Linked DNA regions of Homo sapiens: region 1 is linked to region 2. A link is a contact called in ENCODE Hi-C or POLR2A ChIA-PET data. All regions are on one chromosome and are shown on one strand. Each heading gives the region's core, a stretch centred on a gene start or an enhancer-like site at or near the end of the contact. The rest is flanking DNA. Distances are from core to core; before and after follow the strand shown. Region 1 overlaps ARHGEF18 (Rho/Rac guanine nucleotide exchange factor 18). Region 2 overlaps INSR (insulin receptor).

Evidence for each region. Hi-C counts contacts between places; a loop is a spot of excess contacts on that map. ChIA-PET counts read pairs that join two places held with the same protein, here RNA polymerase II (POLR2A). Pooled maps may share reads with other maps.
Region 1: a loop to region 2 is called in a pooled map, with 2.6 times the contacts of the local background. The contact joins two enhancer-like sites. A Hi-C loop is called at or near these places in 2 of 50 pooled maps. POLR2A ChIA-PET finds 5 or more read pairs at or near these places in 4 of 52 experiments (GM12878, H1, HEK293 and 1 more).

What each region holds. Positions count from the first base shown.
Region 1 is chr19:7,385,848-7,392,225 of GRCh38, reverse strand. All of the region lies in intron 10 of ARHGEF18 (Rho/Rac guanine nucleotide exchange factor 18), which reads right to left. It overlaps ARHGEF18-AS1 (ARHGEF18 antisense RNA 1), which reads left to right. Exons shown (of 2, transcript NR_186326.1): 2 at 1,506-4,086. Among named protein-coding and RNA genes, the nearest start is that of ARHGEF18-AS1, 6.0 kb to the left of the region's middle. RefSeq lists an enhancer at 4,533-4,692. Within about 2 kb of position 4,590, at least 2 of the 41 ENCODE cell types and tissues checked have a DNase peak (open chromatin) inside an H3K27ac peak, as active enhancers do; they include GM12878, where a contact is called at or near this core.
Region 2 is chr19:7,210,053-7,216,176 of GRCh38, reverse strand. All of the region lies in intron 2 of INSR (insulin receptor), which reads left to right. Among named protein-coding and RNA genes, the nearest start is that of INSR, 81 kb to the left of the region's middle. RefSeq lists enhancers at 2,519-3,064, 3,065-3,611. Within about 2 kb of position 1,801, at least 2 of the 41 ENCODE cell types and tissues checked have a DNase peak (open chromatin) inside an H3K27ac peak, as active enhancers do; they include GM12878, where a contact is called at or near this core.

The DNA of each region.
Region 1 (6,378 bases), core at 3,341-5,840, 170 kb before region 2:
TCTGTTGCCCAAGCTGGAGTGCAGTGGTGCCATCTTGGCTCACTGCAAACTCCACCTCCCAGATTGAAGCAATTCTCCTGCCTCAGCCTCCCGAGTAGCTGGGATTGCAGGCACCCGCCACTACATCTGGCTAATTTTTGTATTTTTTGTAGAGATGGGGTTTTACCATGTTGGCCAGGCTGGTCTTGAACTCCTGACCTTAGGTGATCTGCCTGCCTCAGCCTCCCAAAGTGCTGGGATTACAGGCGTGAGCCACCACACCTGGCCTCATTTATGAGTCTTTAGCATGGACCAGGGGCGCTAGGAGCTAAGGAGATGCAAGGAGCTTAGGCCCAGAGCAGGGTTTTCTCAGCTTGGCACTTTCGACAATTAGGGCTGGATAATTCTCGGTGGTGGTGGCAGGGGTGGTCTCCTATGCACTGGAGGGTGTTGAGCGGCATCCCTGGTCTCTACCTCCTAGATGCCAGTGGCTCCCCTGGTCCTGAAAAAAATGCCTCCAGATGTTTCCTTGGCTGAGAGCAACTGGCCTAAGAGACATTCAGACACTTATCCAGCCTAATTCCGACTTCCTGGAGGAAGTGGGCCTGGGCTTTGTCTTAAAAGGATGAGTAAGAGTTAGGTGGGAGAGGGAGTTCCAGGAACAGCGCTGGATGAGCAAGGCACAGCGTATGTGTATGACGTGTATGAACAGCCATGAGACTTCAGGGTGACTGGGCCGTGGAGTCCGGAGAACCTGAGTAGTGGGAGAGAAGCGTGGAGGGATAGGTGGGGTTGAATTATAAACAGCCTCAAAGGTCAAGGCCAGGAACAGGACTGTCTGGCGTGGTGTCTGTTCTCTGAAAAGCATCCCAACTTTATCGTGGAGACCCACCTTCTCTAATTACCTGGAGTATGACTCATTCTCTGTTCTGTTTGTTTAACTTACTGTGAGGCTGTTTCCTCCGTCTGTCCCACGGACGGGAGGAAACGGGACAGACTGTCACGTTGACTTTGAATACCTTTAAAAGCAGGTAGGCCTGTGGGGAGTTATACCTTGGGAGGACTTTTCTCAGCCTGCTGGGAATGAGACATGGGTGTTTTGGCCCCTTCATGCCTCCTGACACAGGTGGGGAGGGGTTTGTTGTCAGAGAACAGGGTTAGGGTCTGTGATTTATTTTTTTATTTTTATTTTATTTATTTATTTTTTTGAGACAGAGTCTCACTCTGTCAACGGGCTGGAGTGCAGTGGTGTGATCTCAGCTCACTGCAACCTCTGCTTCCCGGGTTCAAGTGATTCTCCTGCCTCAGTCTCCCAAGTAGCTGGGACTACAGGCAGGCGCCACCACACCCAGCTAATTTTTGTATTTTTAGTAGAGACGGTGTTTCACCATGTTGGCCAGGATGGTCTCCCTCTCTTGACCTCGTGATCTTCCCTCCTCGGCCTCCCAAAGTGCTAGGATTACAGGCGTAAGCCACCACACCTGGCTTGGTCTGTGATTTATTATTATTTTTATTTGTTTTTGCAGCTTTGCAGAGGCAAGCGTCTATGATTTAAATGCTAGCTTTGCCGCTTACTGGCTGAAAGACTTTAAATGACAATAACAAAAAATGAAGAGGATGATGATGATGATACAAGATACCATTGCCCGTGTGTACCAGACATCATGCTAAGTGAGTGCTACCCACATCATTTTTCTTTCTTTTCTTTTCTTTTCTTTTTTCTTTTTTTTTTTTTTTTGATACAGAGTCTCGCTCTGTCACCCAGGCTGAAGTGCAGTGGCGCAATCTTGCCTCACTGCAACCTCCACCTCTTGGGTTCAAGGGATCCTCCCACCTGAGCCTCCTGAGTAACTGCGATTACAGGCATGTGCCACCATGCCCCGCTAATTGTTTTGTGTTTTTAATGGAGATGGGGTCTTACCATGTTGGCCAGGCTGGTCTCAAACTCCTGACCTCAAGTGATCCTCCCACCTTGGTCTCCCAAAGTGCTGGGATTACAGGTGTAAGCCACCACGCCCAGCCTTTACCCACATTATTTCTTTTTTCTTTTTAGGAACAGGGTCTTGCTCTGTGGCACAGGCTAGAGGGCAGTGGCAAATCATAGCTAACTGTAGCTTTGAACACCTGGGCTCAAGCAATGCTGCCACCTCAGCCTCCCGAGTAGCTAGGATTATAGGCGAGTGCCACCACACCTGGCTAACTTTTAAACATTTTTTTTGTAGAGACGAGGGTCTCACTATATTGCCCAGACTCCTGAACTCAAGGGATCCTCCTGCCTCAGCCTCCCAAAGCGCTGAGATTACAGGAGTGAGCTTCCGCGCCCGGCCCCACATCATTTCTTTCACACAAACTCAAATCTTTCTTGACCTCAAAGGGTTGTCCTGCAAATCAAAATCAAATGATGTCTCCAGGAGAAAGAGCTTAATTCCCACCACCCTGAGAGTGGGCTGGATGTCACGACTCGTGGGCGGATCGCTTGAGGCCAGGAGTTCGAGACCAGCCTGGCCAACACGGCGAAACCCTGTCTCTACTAAAAATACAAAAAATTAGCCAGGCATGGTGGCATACGCCTGTAATCCCAGCTACTCGGGAGGCTGAGACAGGAGAGTAGCTTGAACCCAGGAGGTGGAGGTTGCAGTGAGCCAAGATTGTGCCACTGCACTCCAGCCTGGGTGACACAGCAAGACTCCATCTCAAAAAAAAAAAAATAAGTAAATAAGAAAGAAAGAAAGGAAGGAAGGAAGGAAGGGAGGAAGGAAGAAGGAAGGAAGGAAGGAAGAAAATGTAGGGTGGATGCAGTGGCTCACACCTGTAATCCCAGCACTTTGGGAGGCTGAGGTGGGTGGATCGCTTGAGCCCAGGAGTTCAAGACCAACTTGGGCAATGTGACAAAACCCTGTTTCTACAAAAAAAAAAAAAAAAAAAAAAATTATCCTGGTATGATGGCATGCACTTCTAGTCCCAGCTACTTGGGAGGCTAGGGTGGGAGGATTGCTTGAGCCCAGGAGGCAGAGGTTGTAGTGAACCAAGATCACGCCACTGCACCCCAGCCTGGGCAACAGAGCGAGACTCTGTCTCAAAAAAAAAAAAAAAATTAGCCTGGTGTGGTGCTACGAGACTGTAGTCCCTGCTACTCGGGAGGCTGAAGTGGGAGGATCTCTTGAGCCCAAGAAGTCGAGGCTGCAGTAAGCTGTGATCGTGCCACCGCACTCCAGCCTGGGCAACAGAGTGAGACTCTGTCTCAAAAAAATTAAAAATAACATGAGGAGAAGCTGGGAAGGAGGGCTTAAAGGGACTCTCTCTGCTTTCTTTGTACTTTCCTGTAAATATAAAATTAAAAGTATATTTTTTAAAAATCAAAGGGCAGGCCAGGCGCGGTGGCTCATGCCTGTAATCCTAGCATTTTGGAAGGCTGAGGGGGGTGGATCACCTGAGGTCAGGAGTTTGAGACCAGCCTGGCCAACATGGTGAAACCCCATCTCTACTAAAAATACAAAAATTAGCCAGGCGTGGTGGCGCATGCCTGCAATCCCAGCTACTCAGGAGGCTGAGGCAGGAGAATGGCTTGAACCTGGGAGGCGGAGGTTGCAGTGAGCTGGGATGGTGCCAACTGCTCTCCAGCCTGGGTGACAGAGCAAAACTCCATCTGAAAATAAATAAATAAAAATAAAAATAAAAGGGCATCATATGCCAATGGATTGGTGATCGGGGGCTCAGGCTGTGAGTTCAAACCCTGACTTGAGCAAAAACTTAACTTCTCTGGGCCTCAGTTTCCTCATCTGTGAAAGAGAGAAAGTGCTAGTGTCTACAGAGTTACAAAGCTGAATGAGGAAATCGGTTTAGAGCACTTACAGACCGGGCTCAGTAGTTCATACCAGTAATCCCAGCACTTTGGGAGGCATAGGTGGGAGGATCACCTGAGGCCAGGAGTTCGAGACCAGCCTGGACAACATAGCAAGACCTTGTCTCTATTTTTAAAAAATCTAAATAAAAACAAAATAAAGCACTTACAGTGCTTGGGATAGTGTAAGTGCTCCATACGGTAATGCTAACCATTGTTATTATTTGTGCAAAGTTTTCTGTGATTATAAAGTGACATTCAGGAAATTAGACGCTGTTGGAACTCTCATTGCTCAAGGTCATTTTTTTGTAAGGGGTTTATTGATTTGCAGGACATGATAAGCCACTCACCTTGCTTGCTACCAGATAACCTCGTTCAGGGGTTGGCAAACTTGCTTTGTAATGCTGCAAACTCAACTCTGCCAACCAGAAATGTAGCTTGAGCCAGACACGGTGGCTCATGCCTATAATCTCAGCACTTTGGGAGGCTGAGGTGGGTGTATCACTTGAGGTCAGGAGTTTGAGACCAGCCTGGCTAACATGGTGAAACCCCGTCTCTACTAAAAAAAATTAGCCAGGCATGGTGGCAGGTACCTGTAATCCCAGCCACTCGGGAGGCTGAGGCGTGAGAATCGCTTGAACCTGGGAGGCGGAGTCTCCAGTGAGCCGACATCACGCCACTGCACTCTGGCGTGGGCGACAGAGCGAGATTCTGTCTCAGAACAAAACCAAAAGCAAAGATGTAGCTTGGGAACCACCGAAGGTGATACATAAATGAACAGGCGAGCTGTCCTGCCACAAAACCTTATTTGCAGACTGTAAAATGCAAATTTCATAGAATGGTTGTGTGTCACCAAATATTTGTTTTCAACCATTTACAAATGTAAAAAACCCACCCCATTCTTAGCTTTCAGCGTATGCAAACAAACAAAAAAACTCAAAAAACAAAAAACAGCGCTGGGCGCGGTGGCTCACGCCTATAATCCCAGCACTTTGGGAGACCGAGACGGGCAGATCACGAGGTCAGGAGATCGAGATTATCCTGGTTAACACGGTGAAACCCCGTCTCTACTAAAAATACAAAAAATTAGCCGGGCATGGTGGCGGGCACCTGTAGTCCCAGCTACTTGGAAGGCTGAGGCAGGAGAATGGCATGAACCAGGAAGGCAGAGCTTGCAGTGAGCTGAGATCGCGCCACCGTACTCCAGCCTGGGCAACAGAGTGAGACTCCATCTCAAAACAAACAAACAAACAACAACAACAACAAAAACAGGTGATGGACTGCAGTTTGCCAGTCCCTGGCTTAGAAAATTGTTGCCGAACTTTTCCAAGGTCGCATGTTCTGGTTGGAGATCTGATGAAAACCCTAGCTGCTCTGCTCCTCCAGAAAAACGCAGGGACACAGCAGATGTGGCATACAACTTCAGGGGGACTGAAAGCTCATAAGGAGGTGCTGGACGCTGTCCCGCCCAAATCCCCAGCTGGAAGGCAGGAACTGTCTTTGCAGCGCCCAGAGTGGAGAAGGGATCCGAAGCAGCAATGGGAACTTCCAGGCTCACACAGGGGCCACTGAAGCCTGTCTGCCCTGATAGGAGTCTAGGTGGAGGTGGGATTTGCAGACAGCAAGCTCAGCTATCGAGTGACAAGTGACAGGGTCCTCTGAGCAATGGCTCAGATGGGGGCAGGCATGCACATTTGTGTGACCTGCAACAGGTTCCGACAGACCTCTTCTACCTCCACTTCAAGCACACTGGCCTTTCTGCTGCCCGGGGCACATTCCTGCCCTGGGACCTTTCCACCTACGACCTGGAATACTCTTCCCTACCTATCCACAGGGCCCTTTTCCCACCTCCTCCACATCTGGATTCCAATGTCACCAATTCGGAGAGGCTATCCCTGGACACTTGAGGGAGAGCCGTGGTCCTCACCTGGGGGTGACTGCATTCCTACCCTGCCACTAGAGGACACGTGGCAACTTGGTCATCATAGCTAGAGGCGCTCCTGCCACCAAGTGGGTGAAGACGATGGATGCTTTTCAACCTCCTCCCAGGCACAGGGCGGCCCCACACCACAGCCCCAAATGTCAGTAGTGCTGAGGTTGACAAACTCTGTAATCACTCTGTCTCCTTTTCTAACTTCATGTTTTTCCTTTGTCTTTTTTTTTTTTTTTTTGCAACATAGCAAGAGCCCGTCTCTACAAACAAACGAAAATGTTAAAAATGAGCAGGGTGTGGTTATATATGCATGTGGTCCCAGGTATTTGTGAGGCTGAGGTGGGAGGATTCCTTAAGCCGAGGATTTCAAGGCTGCAGTGAGTTATGATCACACCACTGCACTCCAGCCCCGGGGGTGGCGGGGAGGAGAGAGAGAGAGGGAGAGAGGGAGAGGGAGAGAGAGAGAAAGAGAGAGGGAGAGAGAGAGAGAGGGAGAGAGGGAGAGAGGGGGAGGGAGAGAGAGAGAGGGAGAGGGGGAGAGAGAGAGAGAGAGAGAGGGAGAGAGGGAGAGAGAGAGGGAGGGAGGGAGAGAGGGAGGGGGGAGAGAGAGAGAGAGAGAGAGAGA
Region 2 (6,124 bases), core at 552-3,051:
AATTTTTTGTACTTTTAGTAGAGACGGGGTTTCACCATGTTGGTCAGGCTGATCTAGAACTCCTGACCTCAGGTGGTCCACTCACCTTGGCCTCCCAAAGTGCTGGGATTATAGGCGTGAGCCACCGTGCCCAGCCTGCTTCCATCTTCTTAGCCACTTTTCCCTCAGGTGAGACCATGAGATTAGGAACCTGTTTCAATTCCCGTCGGAATTTCCCAACAGAGCTGGGGCTTTGTGATTCGAATATGTTCAGAGAAGGAAGCAGAAGGAAGCAGAAATGAAGGATGTTATCAGAAAAGGAGACTCAGGGTTGGGTGTGGTGGCTCACGCCTGTAATCCCAGCACTTTGGGAGGCCAAGGTGAGTGGATCACCTGAGGTCAGGAGTTTGAGACCAGCCAGGCCAACATGGTAAAACCCTGTCTCTACTAAAAATTACAAAAATTAGCCAGGCGTGGTGGCATGCGCCTGTAATTCAAGCTACTCGGGAGACTGAGGCAGGAGAATCACTTGAACCCGGGAGGCGAAGGTTGCAGTGAGCCAAGATCATGCCACTGCACTCCAGCCTGGGTGACAGAGCAAGACTCCATCTCAAAAAAATAAATAAATAAATAAATAAATACAGGAAAAGGAAGCTCGGTAGTTTTCAGGGGCTGCTGGCGTTTCCAAGCTTTAGGCATTTTGCTTTGAGTCTTTTTCTGTCTTTCGAGTCATCCTGAAGTGGAACCGAGAGAGGACTGAGTGGGTGGAGGGGGTGGTGGTGGGGACGGCTGTCTGCTCTGCTGGAATTGAGAGTCTGGGAGATCATTGTGGTGTTTTTGGAGTGATTCTTAACCCCAGATATAGACAGTGACACAAGGGGCATAAATACGAGGAACAGTGACCTTCCCTGGTGTCCTTGTTTGAAGCATTTGACCATCTGGGCAAGGCCTGGGAGTGTCTGAACTGGCTGGTGCTTCCATGAACAAGCACAGACTCAGAGCCCATGGTCCTGGGTTCGAATCCTAGTTCTTCCACTTCTTTGCTGTATGACCTTTGTCTACAAAAAATAAAAATTTAGCCAGGCACAGTGGCGTGTGCCTGTAGCCCCAGCTACTCGGGAGGCTGAGGCAGGAAGATCCATTGAGCCCAGGGGTCGAGGCTGTAGTGAGCTATGATTGCACCACTGCACTCCAGCCTGGGCAACAGAAGCAGACCCTGAAGAAAGAAAGAAGCTGGGAAGACAGGGAAGAAGGAAGGAAGAAAGGAGGGAGGGAGAGGGGAAGGAAGGAAGGAAAAAAAAGGGAGGGAACAAGGAAGGAAGGAAGGAGGTGGGGACGGAGGGAAGAAGGAAGGAAGGAGGGAGGGAAGGAAGGAAAGGGAGGGAGGGGAGGGAGGAGGGAGGGAGGGAAGAAAAAAAGGGAAGGGAAGGAACTTTGGAACTACTGAACATCTCTGTTTCCTCATCTATAAAAAGAGGGATAAGTCATCATCATATCTTCCTCTATGGTCATTGAGTGGATGAAATAAGACAGCATTTGCAAATCCCCTAATGCATACCTGGCCCCTGATTTTGTTCCTTGGGCTGCAGCGATGATAGAGGTTTAAAACCTCCAAACGCTGTGTTGAAATCTCTCACGTGGACAACCAGCCCACCAGCAGAGAATGTCATTTTTCCATCCTGGGTAAACAGGGTAGAGAAGAATGAGGACCTCAGGCCAGGTTAGAGAGACCTCGCTTGGTGACCTTGGGAAGGCTTTTAACTTTTAACTTTAATGCTAACATCTGGTTCCCTCCAGTTAGGCAGTCGGCGGCCTAGCCGTCTTGTCTTGAAGTTTCTCTTGCCTTCCATCATGGGTTTATTTGTTCAGCAAATGTTTATGGAGGGCCAGCACAGGGGGGAATAAGAACTAGAGTTCTGGGAGGACGTGTGAAGAAACAAGTTCCGAGCCCCAGGGAGGAAAGAGGTCATTGCCTCCCTCTGGGGAAAATGTCTCTTCTCATACCTGGTTCACTTCTTAAATGGAATTTCCCCCTTCAGATGAGTAAGGCGTTTAATCACAAAGAGAAAACACCTTCATCACATAGCCATCCTTAAAAGGCATTTATTGTGAAGCTGGTTCATAGACTTCTCGCCCAGGTTGCTAACAGCCAACCTGTCTGGGTTTTGGGAAGTTAAAGTGTCTGTATCCCATTTCCTTTTTTTTTTTGAGACAAAGTCTTGCCCTGTCACCTAGCCTGGAGTGCAATGGCACAATCTCTGCTCACTGAAACCTCTGCCTCCCGGGTTCAAGCGATTCTCCTGCCTCAGCCCTCCCGCGTAGCTGAGATTGCAGGCGTGCACCACCACGCCTGGCTAATTTTTTGTATCTTTACTAGAGATGGGGTTTCACCATGTTGGTCAGGCTGGTCTCGAACTCCTGACTTCGTGACTCACCAGCCTCAGCCTCCCAAAGGGCTGGGATGACAGGCGTGAGCCACTGTGCCCAGCCAGTTCTGACTTTTTAACTTGTGATTTGACTTTTCCTGTCTGAAGTCTTTCTCTGCTGGACGTGAGTTGTTGAAGGTGTTGCTTTTCTTTGTAGACAATTAGAGGCGCTCATGCACTGGGCTATGGACAATAATACTTTGAAGATGTGCAAATGATTTGCAACCTTTGTTGCATAAATTATCCCTCTGAGATGCTGTTTGGCTTGATAAATAAAGGACCTGCAAGAGAGAATTTATCTTGAGCATTCCTTGGGGGAGAGAAGCAAAGGGGAAGTGAATGCTGCATAATAATTCTTTGCATACTTTATGGAGGGTGGGTTCCTGCAGTGCCCTGTAGGGTTTTTTGTTTGTTTTTTTTTTTTTTTTTTGAGATGGAGTCGCTCTGTAGCCCAGGCTGGAGTGCAATGGTGCGATCTTGGCTCACTGCAACCTCCGCCTCCCGGGTTCAAGCGATTCTCCTGCCTCAGCCTGCCAAGTAGCTGGGACTACAGACGTGCTCCACCACGCCCAGCTAATTTTTGTATTTTTAGTAGAGACAGGGTTTCACCGTGTTAGCCAGGATGGTCTCGATCTCCTGACCTCGTGATCCGCCCACTTCGGCCTCCCAAAGTGCTGGGATTACAGGCGTGAGCCACCGCGCCCGGCCCCCTGTAGTGGTTTAAAGCATCTTCACTGTTATTCTAAGCCTCACATTTTAAACAGAGCTGAAAAAGGACTCTAATTGCTGGCCTGGGATCCTTGTGTGCTGTAGGAATTCACTGAGGGGGCGGGGCTGGAGAGGGCTGCTAGAGGGTGGTACAGAAGCAGATGGAACTTTCTCTCTGGCTGGACACAGTAGCTCACACCTGTAATCCCAGCACTTTGGGAGGCTGAGGTTGGTGGATCACCTGAGGTCAGGAGTTCGAGACCAGCCTGGCCAACATGGTGAAGCCCCGTCTTTACTAAAAATACAAAAAATTAGCAGGACGTGGGGGTGGGTGCCTGTAGTCCCAACTACTTGGGAGGCTGAGGCAGGAGAATCGCTTGAACCCGGGAGGTAGAGCTTGCAGTGAGCCGAGATCATGCCATTGCACTCCAGCCTGGGCAACAAGAGTGAAACTCCATCTCAAAAAAACCCAAAAATAAATTTAAAGAAAAATTTTCTCTCTGATTCTGCCTGCCTGCCTGCTAGACTGGAAGCACCATGAGGTCAAGGTCCACGATGTCTTGTCGCTATTGAAGCGCCTCCAAAACATGGCAGACCCTCAGCAAATCTTGGACAGATGAATGGGCATTCGATTCAACATGTGTCTGCTAGGTGGGAGCTGAGCGGGAATCGCAGGGCTTGGGTCCCGGGGATGATGGGGAATGGCAGTGTGACTGTGGGGAAGCCAGGGGAATGGGGTGCTGGAGCCCCCAAAGCTATAAATCAGGGCCTGATGAACAGACAGACAGATGGACCAACTTAACCATTTCAGCCCCATCGGCTTTGATGATTTCCCTCTGGCTCTGGCAAGAGTCTCGCTCACCAAGTGGTTCTCACCCTAGGGTGGGTCTGGATATTTCTGGGGACATCTGTGGTTGTCACACGTCGGGGTGGGGGGAGATGCTCCTGACATGGAGTGGGTGGAGGCCAGGGATACTGCTCAGCACCCTGCAATGTACAAGACGGCCCCTCCCCAGATGAAGATCCGACTCTGAATACCACCAGTCCTGAGGCTGAGAAACCCTACTTTAAGATAACAGTGATGGGGGAATTATCCACCCCAGAGTCTGAGTCTGTGACTTGGGAAACGGCCCCGGCATTACCAGGTGTTGAATTCGTGAGAATACAAGGAGAAGGCGTGTAGCCCGTGACCCAGTCCTGCCCCAGACAAACCGATATTCCCTCCAAAGCTCTATTTGGCAGAAGAAGTGTTTTCGTTCCCTCTTGCCTGTGGTATCTCCCCTGATAAGCGTTGTGGATTGTTCCAGACCGTGTTGACGGGGACAGCTTCCTTCTCCGCGGCTGCCGGCCCTGACCCTGCAGCTTTCAGTCTGTGGGAGTAGAGTCAGCTGTTGAGCAGTTTACTCTGTCCCTGTGTCAATGGGATTGTGCATGTTTTGGTTCCTGAGGGGTCATTGATGGTGCACTTTTCTTTTGTTGTTAGTCAATTTAATTTGTTACTAATAATAAAATCTGGAACTTACCTGACCCCAAAGGCCCAGGTCGTTAAGAATGCTTGGTGGAATGCACGTCCTTTTCAAATACCGGCTCCTTTGGAAAACACAGAGGATGGAGTGAAATCCTTACCTGGATTGTACTGGCAGTGGGATGACAGCGTCACCTCCTGAAAATGGAATGTAGCTTATTGCTAAATAAGACAGCGCAGTGCCTCCCTCGCACCTGTCATCTTGGTGCTTAGAGAGGCCAAGGTGGGAGGAATTCTCGAGGCCAGGAGTTCAAAACCAGCCTGGGCAATACAGAAAGAGCCTATTTCTACTACAAATATAAAAATTAGCTGGGCATGGTGACATGCACCTGTAGTCGCAGCTACATGGGAGGCTGAGGTGGGAGAATCGCTTAAGCCCAGGAAGTCGAGGCTGCAGTGAGCTGTGACTTGCTACTGCACTCCAGCCCATGCAGCTGAGCGAGATCCTCTTTCAAACAAACCAGCCAACTAACAAGCAGGCCCCAAGGGGACAATTTTTCTGGAATTACCTGATTGTATCAAGAACAGTTTGATCAACACCTGTAATCCCAGTACTTTGGGAGGACGGATCACTTGAGGTCAGGAGTTAGAGACCAGCCTCGCCAACATGGTGAAACCCTGTCTCTACTAAAAATATAATAATTAGCTGGGCATGGTGGTGGGTGGCTGTAATCCCAGCTACTTGGGAGGCAGAGGCAGGAGAATTGCTTGAAACCGCGAGGCAGAGGCTGCAGTGAGCTGAGACTGTACCACTGCACTCCAGCCTGGGCCACAGAGTAAGACTCTGTCTCTCTCTGTCTCTCTGTCTCTGTCTCTCTCTCTCCATATATACATATATATTTATATATATAACTTATCTTGAAGACGGTTTTGGCACGCCTTAACTTTTATGCCAGAGGCCAGTGCCTTGCTTGTGTCACCCTGGTTCCAAGAATCTGCATAGTTTTTCCCAGCCCATTCTACAGACAGGGAAACTGAGGACCAGGCACACTAGGTTCCCCTCCAGGAGTCGCACAGCGAGGAGAAAGTGGAGCCATGACTTGATGCCAAACACTGAGACTCCAGAACCCATATTTTCTCAGCTCTTAGGTTTTTGTCAATTTCCTAAATTTGTGTGTGTTTTAGTGGGGCTGAGTTTCTCCTGTTAATTTGTTTATGGAGAGGAGACACTCTTGTTTACTTTTTTTTTTTTTTTTTTGAGACAGAGTCTCTGTTGACCAGGCTGCAGTGCAATGGCTCAATCTCGGCTCACTGCAACCTCCACCTCCTGGGTTCAAGCGATTCTCCTGCCTCAGCTTCCCGAGCAACTGGGATTACAGTCACACACCACCACACCTGACTAATTTTTGTATTTTTAGTAGAGATGGGGTTTTCCCATGTTGATCAGGCTGGTCTCAAACTCCTGACCTCAGGTGATCCACCCGCCTCGGCCTCCTAAAGTGCTGAGATTACGGGTGTGAGCCACTGCGCCTGGCTCTTGGCGTTC